Regions from separate parts of the Homo sapiens genome. Here region 1 is linked to region 2. Evidence: chromatin loops called from intact Hi-C (ENCODE). Cell type or tissue: B cell. All regions are shown on one strand.

Region 1 (8,000 bases), 65 kb after region 2:
TCTGTGCCAGTGACGCCCAAGTCTGTGCCTTCAGCCCCACCTCTCCTGAAATTGGAGGAAGCCGGTCCCCCGATGGAAGATATTATTTGCAAGGGGAGATGGGCAAGAGGAGCACAGTAGCTTTCGGGAATTGACCAGGGACAGGTGCCCAGGGACACACAAGGCCCAGAAGATGCTTGTAAGAAGCCAGGGAGACTGAAGGCATCAACTGGATGTATAAGAGAGCTGCTGTGCACTGATTGTGTGTATCAGGAGTGAAGAATCCATCCTCTACACGAAAAAGAAAGCTTACAACAAACATGTCCTCTACCTTGACCAAAAGGTGTCAATATGAGACGCAAAACACATAACAATGTTGGATTGTTAAGAAAAAAAAAAAGACCAGTGTTTGAAAAAGAGTGCTACATGTATTGCTTTGCTCTTTCCCCAGTGGGGAGTCATTTCTGTCTGTATGAAAATTAAGACAGGAGGCCTAGGCTGGTGGATGAATGCAGACTTAGACGACAAATGACGTCTATTGGATGCATTCAAAAGTCCAAGCCGTATTTGGTTAAGGAGTATTTGTGATGGCACACAAAGAAAATGGTTAAAGTGTATTAGATTATATTTATGATTTTAAATTCTGATGTTCATTTAACTTCTTAATGGTAATGATAAAACATGCTCTCAGTAAGGTATATGTTGAATTAGTGCTGTGGGAATATGGGTCCTATCAGGCAGATTTGCAGTCTGCTCACCATTGAATAGTTAAGAATAGTGGTCTGAGACATAAATGGATGAGGGCACTAAACTTGATTTGGGGGCAGCTCACTGAAATACAGTCAATTCAGAAGAGTGTCATGTGTAACAGGCCCCATTATACAATAGTTAACATATCCCCATTTTCATGGTTCTCTTCTTTCCTATGTTTAAACCAAAATGAACTTCTTTATTAACTCCTACTGTCTACTAAAACCCTCAGAGAAAAGTGATGAGAGATGATTTGGTGCATATTTTTAAAGGAAAACAAACAGTCATGTTGGGTTTTGATTATTTGTGGTGCTAAGAAGAAGGGAACATGGTTGGAGGCCCAGTGAGAGAAACAGTGCTTTGAATCAAAGAGCAGAATGATAGAAACTGACTTCAGAGCAACTTCTTGGCAGCAGTATCCAATTTGGAAGTTGAAGGTCTGTCCTGGAGCCAGATGCTAACGAAACACAGCAAATGCTTTTCCTAAGGCACAATAGTCTTTTCAGTGAGCTCAGGAACCCTGTGGGGGTAAAAGACAAGTTATCCCAGGTTGCCAGCCTCCTTCCTGTAAGTCCAGGAGAGAAAAATTATGGTGAGAGGATGCGTCTCAGGCTGATAAATAACAGAGTTGATCTCTGCTTCCTTCAGCAATGGAGCCAAGCAATGCTCTTTCCCCACTTGCCTGAAGGCTGACATTGAAAGAGGGGTTCATGCCTGAGATTCCCTTCCTGGAGGAGCCTCAGTGTTACAATGCACAGAAAGGACTCATATCCTCCTGCAACCCACCCCACAAGGAAATCAAAGCAGGAATATTACCTGTTTATGCAGATCCTCGTTGAACTGAAATGAAAGACGAAAGGTTATATAATCAGCCATTGAAACCACCTCAGATAATTAGAGAAACATTTCCATCCCACCAAATTCCATTGCCCATCACTCAATGGACGCTCCGCAGGAGCCTGAGTACTTGGGACCTCATGCATCTGGCTGCATTAAGATCCCAGCCTGGGATCCCTCTCTCGCTATAGGTCATGTTTGTTCCCCGATTATCTGATATCAGTGGCCTCTAGAGCTTTCTGACATTTCTTTTCTGTCAAACCCCTCATCGTGGAATAAGTGTGAATATGCCAGGGGAAGGTAAGTCCCGCTCACCCTGCAGGCTTTCTCACCTTTCTTGCTCCTCCTGTGCATGAAGATGCCCACTCCACAGATGATGAGCCCCAGCACGAAGCCCCCAGCTCCCGTCAATGTCTTACTCCGGGCAGAATCAGACTGTGCCTCTGGGAAGGACAGACCCAGGTTTAGTGTCACCTCCACCAGCTGCATCCCTACTCATGTCCTGTCTGAGATTCTGGAGCCTGATGCAGCATATCGGGATGAGGACAGTGCAGCGGAAAAAGCTTGCTAAGAGGAAATTCAGAAAGAGCCACCCTCATATCTGGAACAGGGGTGTGACCTCAACAAGGTGGCAAATGCTGATTCTGGAAGTTGCCTCTCAAAATGCCTGAGAAGAGGCTAAAATGCTGAAGGAAGAGAACTGTTCCTATGTGTGAGGTCAGTTCCTAAGTGTGAGGGTTTCGAGACCAGTCAGTGTCCCTAGATTCTCTGACAAGGGGGAGAACTATGAATCTTCAGGAACCCCTAAGCCAAGGTCAGGAAGTCTCCATTTCCCTGGCTTCAAACTATGCTCAGGAGCTGGTATAGAAGAAAGATGGGGTTTGGACATGGCCCCAGGGTATAGATGCAGAAGATAAGATGAGTGGACCCCAGAGCCAGAGAGTCCCCTGCTCTTCAGAGGTGGGGTCTAGAGGGTCATCAGAGACTCACTCCACTCCACGGTGACAGGACTATCCAGGCTGGTGTGCTCCACTTGGCAGGTGTAGACATCTCCCTGCTGGGGGGTCATTTCCAGCATCACCAGGATCTGGAAGGTCCAGTCTCCATTACGGATCAGGTTGGTGGACACGACCCCAGCTGTTTCCTCCTGTCCATTCAGGAACCATCGGACTTGAATGCTGCCTGGGTAGAAATCCGTCACGTGGCAGACAAGCAGGTTGTGGTGCTGCAAGGGCCCCTTCTTGGAGGGGGAAACATTCACCCTAGGCTGGACTAGGAGCGTGGAAGAAAAATAATGAAATAGAATTTGAGATTGTCCTTCTTTCCTTCCTTCCTTCCTTCCTTCCTTCCTTCCTTCCTTCCTTCCTTCCTTTTTTTTGAGACATAATCTCGCTCTTTCTTTCTTTCATTCTTTCTTTTTGTTGAGATGGAGTGTCACTCTGTTGCCAAGTCTGGAATGCAGTGGCGCAATATTGGCTCACTGCAACCTCCACCTCCGGGCTTCAACCAATTCTCCTTCCTCAGCCTCCCGAATAGCTGGGATTATAGGTGCCTGCCACTTCACCTGGCTAATTTTTGTATTATTAGTAGAGACAAGGTTTCTCCATGTTGGTCAGCCTGGTTCTCTAGGAGCACTTGACCAACGCCTGACCTCAAGTGATCCACCCGCTCGGCCTCTCAAAGGGCTGGGATTACGGGCCTGAGCCACTGCATCTGCCCAGATTATTATTTCTTAGGCATGTTCACTATGTAATTGATTCCTAGATGTTGAAAATAGGAATAATGTGATTAGGCTAGTGGGTAAGGGTAGCATTGAAAAGATAGAAATAGACCTTCAAGTAGAGCATGCATGATCTTGAATAAAATAATAGTTAGTAAGTATATAGCGGAATGGCAGGGAGACAGAGTTTGCACTCTGTAGCACATTTAGGAGAAATTTTAACCAAAAGTAATTTGGGCAAAGAATATTTGATCAACTGTGAAATTACCTACCTTTTCAAAGTTCTATCTTGATACAAAGGAAGCAAAATTTACTCAAATAATATCTTGAAATTAAGATATACAGACAATGGCATTATGGTGGCCTGTGAATCTAATAACTTCATGAAAATACAAAGAAAATGAAGAGAGCTTTACATGTCTTATTCTGTAAAAAACCTATGTATTTTTTTACCTCACCTACAAAAACTCAAAATCTTCATATTTACAGAATATCCTGAGCTCCTACATGCTTGAGTAGTAGAAATCCCGTCCTTTTTCAAGTTCCTCCTCTGTGCTGCGTCTTCAGGTCCCATGAAGGTCTCACAGATGACCAGGTGTTGCCTCCCTCTGCATCTTTGCATTTGTGCCCCAGCTTGTCCTGTTGTTCTCAGGTGAATTTCCACACTGCCACTGGCAACTTTTCTTTTGGATCTCTGCCACCAGTACCTTTTTCCTCCTCAGAAAGCAGAAAAGGCCAGGCATGGTGGTCATGCCTATAATCTTAGCACTTTGGGAGGTTGAGGCATGAGGATCACTTGAGCCCAGGGTTTTGAGACCGGCCTGGGCAACATAGTGAGAACCCATCTCTAAAAAGAAAAATAAATTAGCCAGACATGGTGGTACGTGTATCTGTAGTTCTAGCTACATGGGAGGCTGAGGCAGGAGGATCACTTGAGCCCAGGAGGTTGAGGCTGCAGTGAGCCATGATGGTGCCACAGCACTCCAGCCTGGGAGACAAAGTGAGAACCTGTCTCAAAAACAAACACAAACACAAAACAAAAAACAAACACAGAAAAGGGTCAAGTGCTCCTAGAGAACAGTTCATTCAGGGAGATCCACTAGAGAACAGCTCTTTCAGAGGACTACCCTAGAGAACAGCTCATCAAGAGGAATGTCTCAAATTAGTCTTCTAGGTCCCTAATCACTCAGTTCTTTCCTTTCTACTTCCTGGAGAACACAAATACCCTAACATGGCGCTGGGCCAGGTAAAAGTACAGTCTTGAACTGACACACAACCCTTACTCCCTATTGTATTTTTGCCTTGTTTTCAGACTGATCCACATTGTCAGCCTCTTCCCTCAATGTGAGTTTATTTCAGGGGCACCTGTGTCTCACTACTTCATTACCTCGGTTAACTCAATGTCCATTACACTATTCAACTTATGTCTAAATCTCAGTTGTGAATTACCTACAATTTCTTCCCCATAGAGCTTCTGGGAACCATGAAATCAGGGGGAATACTTGGGTATCTGTTTTAAGGTCCCAGAACATTCCACGAGAGGCATCTTGCTCAATATTCTTTGACAGGAGCAGGTCAGCCTGGAGCCACATCAGTGACCTCCAGGGTGCGCTGGAGTTAAGGCCTGATACCCAATGGCCTCATTTCTGACCCAGTTCAAATACATTTCACCAAGGCAAGGATTCCTGTTTGTTCTAGTTGCCTTCTCTAATGCCCAGAAAACATTTGCTCAATTACTTCTAGATTTGGGTGGACATCCACCCTGGAATTGTCACTACTTCTTTCCTCCCCCTTCCACCTCTCCCTTGCCTCTGTGTTTTCCCTGTTCTAACTCATGCCTTGATTGCAATTTCCCTGACAAATAATAGCAGTTTCCTACCTCATCTCCCTGCCTCTGGTCCCTCCTCTAGCCAGCACCCTTAGTAGTCTTCTGAAGACACATCTCCAACCTTCTCTTTTTCATTTTTCAAAAATCTTCAGTGTTCTGACAATACTTATCTGGCTACATGGGAACCTCTAGGGAGCTGATTACAAGCAGAGATCCCCAGACCTCCCCACCCAGGGAATCTGAGTCTGGGGGCACTGAGTCTGGAGATCTGTGCATCACAGAGGATCTCCAGAAGAGTCTTCAGAGGAGTGAGGTTGGGGACCTGCGGGCCTGGAGGAGAAACCCACACTCCTTAGGCTGGCATCAGGGCTGTCTGCAATCTGGCAGTTGATTACTGTGAAAGAAAATGCTGCCATGTCACTGATTGGTGCCTCTACAAAGTCTTAGTAACAGTTTTTGCCAATTGCGTTATTTTTATTTGAACACCTCTCTCAACCAATTACCTCAGCAACTTTCCTAAGCTCATGTCACTCACCTCATCCCCACCCAGTGTGTCCACCTTCTCACTCATAGCAGGTGAACTTCCTTTCACTTTCCAGGAACAAGAAAATCAAAGGTGTGATCTCCCCAGCTTCCTCCTCCTCCTCCCTTCATTTTTTTCCTCTTTCTAGAAAAAAGGTCCAGGGCTCAATCCCACATCCTGATACTACTCCCTCAAGTCCCTCAGGTTGGTGCACCAGGCTCCCCACCCCACAAGTTCACAGGAGGAAGCCAAAGCTCCAAGGCCTTCCTGTCCCATCCTTGAGAAATCCTCTTACTGCACACACCTCACCTCTCTCCATCCCTTTACACCCAGACTTCCTGAAGGAAAAAGACGAATGAACTGAGACACTGCCCTGTGACAGCCGTGGGGAACCCAAGACAAGTAAAATCCATCTCAGCCCCGAGGAGGATGCGCCACACTCAGCCTCATGCACCCCCTCCCATTCCAGCTCCTGCCGCTGCGGCCAACCTGCTCTCCCCAGGTCTCCCTGGTTTCCAAACCCACTTTCCATCTTCTGTTTTCTGACCTTCCCAAGTCACTGGCACCGCTGTCCACTGTGCTGCTGAGGTCACCTCCCCTCAGCTTCCAAGACTCTTCTCTGCGGGCCTCTCCTCACACTGCACTTGGGTTTTTTTGGTCTCTTTCACAGGCTTTTCTGTCTTGGCCAAATCACAACTGTCCAGTTCCCAGGATCCGGTCCTTTGCTCTTCCCCCTGGGTCCCCTCTCCCTGGATGGTCTCATGTATCTCAGTCTCCTCCCCGGCTGCAGACCCTTCTGTCTACCTGCCCATCAGACCACCCATCTGCCCCTCAAGCACCTCAAACCCAGCTACCTCCCTGTAGGTTTCTTCTCTGTGTGGCCTGCTGTGCCATCTCCACCTCCATCTCCACACCATACCCTTGTGCGCTGTCCTGTGGCTTCCTTTTTTCACCCCACATGCAGTCAGCTGCCAGGCCTGATGAAGTCCCGGGGGTCTCTCTGCTCTCGTCCTCCTCACTCCATGCTCAGCCCAGTCCAGGTCCCCGCGCTCGCTCCCCTGACAAGCTCCAGATGGGCTCCCCCCATGAATCCCCAACCCAAAGTCCCCTTTCCGCCCGGCACTAAGGTCCCTTAGGCCAACCCGGCTGCTCCTGCGCCCTGGGCACGGGCCCGCGGGGCTGCCCTGGGACCGCCGGCCCAAAGCCCTCACTCACCTCGGCGCTGCAGGGTCATGGGCCCGCCCAGCTCGTAGTTGTGTCTGCACATCCTGTCCGGCACTGCCCGCTTCTCCTCCAGGATGTCCTTCTGGCTGTTCCAGTACTCCGCAGCAGGCCGCCCCAGCTCCGTCACCGCCCGGAACTCCCCCACGTCGCTGTCGAAGCGCGCGAACTCCTCCCGGTTGTAGATGTATCTCTCCAGGAAGCGCTGTGTCCCATTAAACGCGTAGCATTCCTGCCGTCCCTGGAAAAGGTAATTCTCTGCGGGGAGGGGGCGGACATGAGCGGAGGCGCCACTCTCATCTAATCCTCTTTCTCCCTCTCTCTCTCAATATTAACGATTCTTCCCAAATCTTCCCACCCAGGGCTGGATTTTAAAATAGGAGTTTTCCTAGTACCGAGTTCTGTGGTCCTAAGCGGGTCGCAGAGCCTCTCCAGGCCTGTTTTCTCACCACGCAGAGAGAGAATTTACTGAAAAGAATGAGCTCAGGGGCACTGAGTGATCACTAGGGAGGGGCGAGCACTGAGGGGAAGGCAGTCCCTTCTGCTGGTGGCTGGAGGAGGCGGAGACGTTTCACGTGGGGTCACTGGGAGAAAAAACAGGGGCGGGAGGAGCTGGGGACGTGGAGGGCGGAGCTGCTCCCCCTACTTAACTCCCTGACTGACATTTCCATCCTGATGTCAGTCCTGGTTCAAATGCCACCTCCTCCAGGAAGCCCTCCCTTCCTTCTTTCTCTTTTCCATAGCTAAGCGCTCTCTCTTCTCGACCAGTTTCTTGAGAATTCCTCAACTTGCTCCTGTTGTTTTGCATGTAGGAGATGTAGAAATATATTTCTTAAAACTTTCTTCAACTTTGGTATAAGAAAGACTCTGTAGCCTGAAAGTTAATTTTCAAACATGGCTGCAGAAAGACTTGGTGTCAAAAGATGTGGAAAGTATTTTACACAATGAAAATCACCACAACAACCAGGGACCTGTGGGGGTAGAGTCCTTTGGGTTTAGAGGCATTGATGTAATTTTTTTTGGCAGTTTTTATGGTTTTATTTACACACAAAACGTGGACATGAACTTTCTACTCATTTTCTTAGCTGTGCACCCTGGTACTGGGGTTGGTGACTCTGATGGCCGGCTGGGTGACTCTTTCC
Region 2 (8,000 bases):
AACAGAATAACAGCGATTTTAGGGAACAAGGAAAGACAACCATAAGGTCTGACTGCCTGTGGGGTTGGGCTAAAAGAGCCATATTTTTCTTCTTGCAGAGAGCCTATAAACAGACGTGCAAGTAGGAGAGATATCGCTAAATTCTTTTCCTAGCAAGGAATATTGATAATTAATACTCTGGGAGAATAATTGCATTCCTGGGGGGGAGGTCTATAAACAGCCGCTCTGGGAGTGTCTGTCTTATGCGGTTGAGATAAGGACTGAAATACGCCCTGGTCTCCTGCAGTACCCTCAGGCTCACTAGGGTGGGGAAAAACCCCACCCTGGTGAATTTGAGGTCAGACCGGTTCTCTGCTCTCGAACCCTGTTTTCTATTGTTTAAGATGTTTATCAAGACAATATGTGCACAGCTGAACATAGACCCTCATCAGTAATTCTAATTTTGCCCTTTGCCTTGTGATCTTTGCTTTGCCTTTTGCCTTGTGATCTTTATTGCCCTTTGAAGCATGTGATCTTTGTGACCTACTCCCTGTTTGTACACCCCCTCCCCTTTTGAAGTCCTTAATAAAAAGCTGCTGGTTTTGTGGCTCAGGTGGACATCATGGACCTACTGATATGTGATGTCACTCCTGGCGGCCCAGCTGTAAAATTCCTCTCTTTGTACTCTTTCTCTTTATTTCTCAGACTGGCCGACACTTAGGGAAAATAGAAAGAACCTGCATTGAAATATTAGGGGTGGGTTCCCCAGATACATGCCCAGCTAATTTTTTTGTGTTTTTAGTAGAGACAGGGTTTTGCCACGTTGGCCAGGCTGGTCTCGAATTCCTGACCTCAGGTGATCCACCCGCCTCAGCATCCCAAAATGCTGGGATTACAGGCATTAGCCACTGCACCTGGCCATCTCAAGATGGTTTTAATGGTTAGAAATATCAGCCAATTGAATTTTCAGAGACATATGCCACCTAATTTTGTATTCAATACTTAAGTCATTAAACTCCAGTGGTCTATATACCTGTTTGGCCTCTAAGACAGTTTGGCCTCTAAGTCTGTGAGCACTTTCTGTGATGATGGAAATGTTCTACATTTATGCAATTTAATGTGGTGGCCACTATTCACATGTGGCTATTGAGCACTTGAAACATGGCTAGTGCACTAAGAAACTCAATTTGAAATTCAATTTTAATTTTATTTAATTTAAATGGCCACAGGTAGCTAGCTAGTGCTACCATATTAGACAGCACAGCTCTGAGGCTCTTTTAAGGACCCACATAATTCAATGAAGAGACCCAAGTTTAATACAGATGTGGGATATGCAGTCTTCATAATTCAAACACGCCAATTAATTTCTGTTCCTCTTTTTCAAGTTGGGGGCTTTCAAGCACAAAGGCTTTTACCTGGTCTTGGGCAGAATTTTTCTCCCCAAAATTTTACCAAAATTTGTGCTCTTTTATAGTCTGTTTCTTTTAACTCATAAAATTAATAATGGAAGACAGAGGTTTTTGATGCAGTTGCTTTAAAAAAAACCAGGTTCAGGCCAGGCACAGTGGCTCACACTTGTAATCCCAGCACTTTGGGAGGCTGAGGTGGGCGGATCTTCTGAGGTCAGGAGTTTGAGACCAGCCTGGCCAGCATGGTGAAACCCCGTCTCTACTAAAAATACAAAAATTAGCTGGATATGGTGGTGCGCATCTATAATCCCAGCTACTTGGGGCTAAGGCAGGAGAATTGCTTGAACCTGGGAGGGGGAGGTTGCAGTGAGCTAAGATTGCGCCACTGCACTCCAGCCTGGGTAACAGAGTGAGACTCCATCTCAAAAATAAATAAATAAATAAATAAATAAACAAATAAATAAATAAATAAAATCAGGTTTACTGAGATATAATTTAAATACAGTGAAACCATAGCTGTACAGTTGTTTATGAGTTTGACAAACATATTCATTGTGTAACTACTACTACAATGAAGATAATATTTCTATTACCCCAAAAAGTTTCCTCATGGACACAGCTTTTTTCAAGTCACTCCTGGTTAATGTGTCATTAGGATAATAAAACAATGTTAATTCTTGAATTGGATTTAGGCTGTTTAAATTTTGCTCAATGGATTGTACCTCGGAGGTGGGAGAATTTACTCTGGCAACTTAGTAAAGGTTGGGGCTGCCAAGTGAAGGCAGACTGTTGGTGAATATAATTTATTGGGATTGAAAAGGATACATCAGCCAGATTGATGCATGAATGCTAATCAAGGGTTGATTTAGCAAGATCTTCTACTAAGGAAATAATATCATGTACAGTGCTAATCACATTTTTTTCATAATTGAGTTAAATATTTAAAGTGATTAGAATAGTCACTGCCACTTAATACTACTTCAGAATTAGCTGCTTTTCTTAATATCGGTGTAATTCACAATTCACTTCCAAGCTCCACCTCCCTTTTGACTGGCCAAAATGAGTTGTTAAAGAGTCCTACTCTTTATCTCAGATTTCTCCAACAATGTTATCATAATTGTTATTTTACATATTCTCCTAGGGATTTGTCACTATTTCATATTACGTTGTTTTGTGGGGAAGTGGAATTCTAGAGGTTCTTAAGAGCTTTTCCAGCTCCCACAGTTGCAATCGTAAGTTCAGATAACATGCCCAGGGGCAGGAGAAATCACCATAGAAGCTTTCTTGGTTCTCTGTATCTCCCATTAATGTTTCATAACCTTCCACCTTCATACTTTCCCCTCCACATACCCTGGTATTCAAAATAGCCCTTCTTATTAGATTGGGTTTTCCTAATTAAAAGTTGCCATTGATGTTATATCCCAAAGTTTCTGGAATTCCTAAACATTGTCCTTTGTCTAAACTGTTTTAACGTGAGTGCAGAGTGTCTCCAGACACAGGTTGGAACAGATCTGGAGGGAAGAACATTGGGGCTGTTTGTCCCATCGTATGAGAGGATCTGGTTTTAGGGCAAAGCTCTTTAAGCTTGGAGAATGAATCGAAGGTGTGGAAGTGCCCTGTTTCTGTATGTTCTAAGAGAAATGAGCTCTTAACGTTTATAAGCTTTTTGTCTTGGCATTCCCCTTCGGTTTGGTCCCTAGCACTGTTAAATTACATGAATTGAGGGTTTGCCAAAACTACTGCTAAATTTGCAGCTTCTGTATCTGCTAAAATTGGACTATTTTTGATACTTCCTTTAACCTGTTTTGTAACCTTGTTAATTTTCTAATGAGCCCATTGTGCTGTTGGGATTCCGATATCCCCAAATCTAATGAGCCATGACCATACACGTTAGCTCCATTCCCACTGGGTTCTCAAATTCTTTTTCATTTTTCCAATTCTTTAGCACTTTCTCTTATAGGCGGTTCTGCCTTAATTTGAAATTAAATGAGAACTTCAGCCCCTTCGTCTCACCAGCTGCTAGCATTTTAAGTGCTCAAGAGCCACCTGTGGCTAGTGGCGGCTCGGTTGGATAGATACAGAACATTTCCCTAACAGCAGAACATTGTATAGGACAGCACTGCTCAAGGGATTGCTCTCCGATGATCACACCCACTTTACAGATACTAGGACTGTCTAACTATGTACACTTTCTTTCTTGCAAATACGATGTCGAAGGCTTTCCCTCAGTTTGTAACTTTTAACAAATATTTTAGAATCTTTATTGATCAATCTCTCATACATCTGTGCAACAAAAATATATGTATTCATTTAATTCTTTAATTGACAAAAATTGAATCTGTTTATGGTATACAATATGATGTTTATATATATATATATATATATATATATACACACACACACACATTGTTTAATGGCTAAATCAAGCTAATTAATATGTGCATTACCTTACATATTTTTTGTGTTGGGTGAGAACACTTAAAATTATTCACTTAGCAATATTCAAGTACACAGTACATTGTTATTAACTAGAGTCACCATGTTGTACAGTACATATCTTGAATTTATTCCTCCTGTCTAACTGAAATTTTGTATTCGCTGATGTTAGTTTTTACAATCAACTCATTAAAAACATAATTAGGTCACAGAGGTTAGGAGGTTTTGAAAAAAACAAAAAACCAAACAAAAAATGTAATTAGGTTTGTTTGGCAATCTAGCAATGCTTAGTGTGCAATGCTTTTTACAGCCGCTGCTAAAAGCATAGCAAAACCACAGAAATCTATGTGCTGCCAAAACCTATGTATTTGGTCGTATTTATTTTGACTTGTGTTTTTTGTGTGCTTAACTTTTTCTCTAACTTTTTTTTGTAAAGAATGCTGGAGTATTCCCAAATTGTTGACAAATTCCCTTGTTTCCTGTTCTAAGCCCAGATTTCAGTGTTGGCCACTAGGTGGGGATAGGATCCTATTTCTCTATAGCCTTAACATGATTTTGAATTTCGATGCTTTGCAATGGATAATCTGGCTTTTTCCTCGAAAGCTTTAAAACATTTCTTTTGTGAATTCAAAACAACCCACAGTTTTAATTCTCTGTAGTTATCCAATAAAAAGGAATAGGAAACAAGTGCTAAATTATTTACTTACAGTGTTTCTGTATGGAAATCCTTACCCCCAAGACAGCTGGCTTCACGGCTTGACTCAATGGTGAGAAATCTGAGTTGACTCACAGCTTTCTGACAGTATTCTGATGGTACCATGTTAGGATAAATTCTTGGCCAAACAGAAAATCAAGGGAGACCTGCTTCTCCTTGTCAAACTCTAAATTAATCTACTAGTTCTTTTCATAAAGCAAAAGGTGAAATGTTGAGGACTCTGAGTTGGCGATCAATCGAAATGACTTTTAAACTAAGTCCCTTTTAATGATGACTGAAGACAATATTACATTAATCACTGGGTATTATAAACACTGGTTTCTCAGTCCTCTGCTGATGAGATTTGCTTGTTTGTGTATTTCTTTCTTAAAATCCCAAATAGTGAAGTCTCTCTTAAGCAATGGAGGCTTATTCATAGTCAAATTCCTTGCATGTAAAATTCTCTGGGTATAAAGTAGATTGCCTCCCTCTTGTTTTTCTTTTTCTTGAGACAGGGTCTCACTCTGTTGTCTAGGCTGGAGTGCAGTGGCATTATCACGGCTCACTGAAGCCTTTACCTCCCAGGCTCAAGTGTTCCTCCTGCCTCAGCTTCCTCAGTACCTGGGACTACATTTATTTTTTGTTTTTTTTTATTTTTTTGTAGAGACAGGATTTTGCCATGTTGCCCATGCTGGTCAAGCTATCTGCCCTCCTTGGCCTCCCAAAGTGCTGGGATTATAGGCATGAGCCACCAGGCCCAGCCTGCTTTCTTCTGTTTTACCAAGATGCTTGACAGTGGATATATAAAATGACAACTTCCCTTTCTCATATGTGGCACTGAGAGATGGGCAGCCTCTATTTCCTACAAGAAATATAGAATAGAAAATGTGTAATTTCTCATGGTGTTCTGCAAAAATTAAAAATTTCACAGAACACTCATCTGAATCCCTGGTTTGTAACTTTGGCTTTCCAAAACTTGCCTATATGCTAATATGATTCATAAAACATTTGTAATAATAATTTCAAAATAAAAATTTTAAAATGAATTTAGTCCTATATCTTCTATAATAACCAATATTTCCAGAAAAGTAGGATTTAAGAGTATCTTCTGTACCAATATATGACTTTCTTTTTCTTTTTTTTGGAGACAGAGTCTCACTCTGTTGCCCAGGCTGAAGTGCAGTGGTGTGATTTCAGCTCACTGCATCATTCAGTCGGCCGAAGGCCTGGCTAGAACAAAAAGGCAGAAAAAAGGTGAATTCACTCTCTCTCTGTTTTGGAGTAGGGAGTCCTATATTCTCCTCCCCTTGGACATCAGATCTCCAGGTTCTCTGGCCTTCACACTCAGGGACTTGCACCAGCAGCCCCCCAGGTTTTTGGTCTTGGACTCAGAGTTACTCCACCAGCTCCCCCGGTTCTCAGCCCTTCAGACTTGGACTGAGCCATGCTACAGGCTCCCCTGTCTCAGCAGCTTGCAGAAGGCCTAACGTGGAACTCCTCAGCCTCCATAGTTGAGGGAGTGAATCCCCAGCATAAATCCCCACTCATCTATCTACCTATATATATCCAATAAATTCTGTTTCTCTGAAGAAGTCTGACTTCTTCAGCCCCCAAAGGCCCCCAAAGGCCCCCAAAGCCCCCAAAGGCCCTAGTGCTGGTCTGTTACGAACTTCCTGGTAGACAATATTTTACACATGGCATCCCAGCTCCTTGTGGGAGGAATTAAGTGTGTCCTGTGTGGCTCCAGGGGGACAGGATCCTTGGAAGCCTGAGCCTGGTTTCTCTTAGGCTTTGCCCAGTGTGCCTTTCCCTCTGCTGAGTTTGCTTTGCATCCTTTTACTGTAATGAATCAGAGCCCTGAGTAGGACCATATGATGAGCCCTGTGAGTCCTCCTAGGGCATCATCTCACCTGGGGTGGCTCTGAGGACCCCTAACATAGCTCTTCCTCTGGCATTGGTATCTGGTAATATATAAAATCCCCCAAAACTAACTTGTCATCATAATTTATGACCATATTTCATCAAAATTTCATGTAGTCACATCCAAGAAGTTCAGTTAAGAAAGAAAAACTCTTTAAGCTTGGTTAAGGCTCTGCCATTTTTGAAAATTCGTATTAATCTAATAATATTGTAGCAACTATAAGTTTTCCTGATAACTTTTTTTTTTTTTTTGGGAGTGGGGGATGGAGTTTTGCTCTTGTTGCCCAGGCTGGAGTGCAATGGTGTGGTCTCAGCTCACTGCAACCTCCGCCTCCTGGGTTCAAGCGATTCTCCTGCCTCAGCCTCCCAAGTAGTTGGGATTACAGGCGCCCACCACCACACCCAGCTAATTTTTGTATTTTTAGTAGAGACAGGATTTCACCATATTGGTCAGGCTGGTCTTGAACTCCCGACCTCAGGTGATCTGCCTGCCTTGGCCTCCCAAAGTGCTGGGATTACAGGCGTGAGCCACTGTGCCCAGCCTCCTGATTACTATTATATAAAATTTGGACTTAGTGGCACATCATAACATGAAATGACTGGAGACAATATGACTTCTCTCTCGGTATTAAACATCAATTAAGATGAATTACAAAAATCATAGTAAACTGTATTCTAAAACCAAGCCTATGTCTGAAAAATCTGGTATACACACATCTTTTGAAACTAAGGATGTGTTTTCACTGTACAACCTGCAAGAGGTGATCTGGTGAACATAGAGTTATGGAATAAGTGTGTATCTATAACTTAGTACAAATTATATATAAAGAGAACGATAATGTATTATGCGGCTGGGCATGGTGGCTCACTTCTGCAATCCCAGCATTTTGGGAGGCTGAGGTGGGTGGATTACTTGAGCTCAGGAGTCCAAGACCAGCCTGGCCAACATGGTAAAACCTCATCTCTACCAAAAACAAAAAATTAGCTCTCAGGTACTCTAGAGACTGAGATGGGAGGATCGCCTGAACCCTGGAGGCAGAGGTTGTAGTAAGCTGAGATCATGCCATTGCATTTCAGCCTGGGTGATAGAGTGAGACTCCATCTCTAAATAAATAAAATAAAATAATATATTATGCTATTATACCTATTATTTAAAATTGGGATCTTATGTTGATTTCTACATTTGGGAAGCATATTCCTAAGAACTGACCTTTATCAGTCCTGTATTGTGTTCAGTGGCAAAGCCAGGCTTGGTGTCTGTTCCATCTGGGAACGCCAGGAGTAATGGTCCCACTCCTTGCTGCTGAGGGTACAGCATGAATTTGGGCAGCACCATGAAATAAAGCAAATGTAAGAAGATCCTCTATCAGTTGCACTCCTATTTAATAAGAAGACTTGATCATCATCAAGAAGTTAATTTCTCCATGCCTGGGTAAAACCACACTGACTCATCCTGAGGCTCTTCATTGGACCCAGTGATCACCAAATCCTTCAAGCATAAAATGGCCATGTGATTATCTCCTTCCTCTCAGGATGAAAGGCAGACAATAACATGTGATTTA

Evidence for each region. Peaks named below come from ENCODE experiments on the same cell type or tissue, not always from the same donor. Only the 100,000 strongest peaks of a DNase experiment are listed, where the experiment ranks them.
Region 1: it touches region 2 in a loop (10-fold over the local background); 3 of 110 quality-filtered maps call a loop at or near these places.

The regions. Positions count from the first base shown.
Region 1 is chr6:33,079,788-33,087,787 of GRCh38, reverse strand. It overlaps HLA-DPB1 (major histocompatibility complex, class II, DP beta 1), which reads right to left. Exons shown (of 6, transcript NM_002121.6): 2 at 6,853-7,116; 3 at 2,557-2,838; 4 at 1,899-2,009; 5 at 1,546-1,569; 6 at 1-1,249. The coding sequence ends at 1,550. It also overlaps a transcript of HLA-DPA1 not described here and the pseudogene RPL32P1. Among named protein-coding and RNA genes, the nearest start is that of HLA-DPB1, 7.8 kb to the right of the region's middle. In B cell, CTCF peaks have their summits at 4,677 and 4,877 (motif pointing right); DNase peaks (open chromatin) are centred at 4,907, 6,627, 6,767, 7,447 and 1 weaker place; H3K4me3 peaks cover 2,744 bases; H3K27ac peaks cover 5,145 bases.
Region 2 is chr6:33,144,595-33,152,594 of GRCh38, reverse strand. HCG24 (HLA complex group 24) reads right to left here. Exons shown (of 3, transcript NR_138084.1): 2 at 7,649-7,741; 3 at 3,780-5,380. Among named protein-coding and RNA genes, the nearest start is that of HCG24, 5.3 kb to the right of the region's middle. In B cell, CTCF peaks have their summits at 4,108 and 4,309 (motif pointing right); DNase peaks (open chromatin) are centred at 1,344 and 4,334.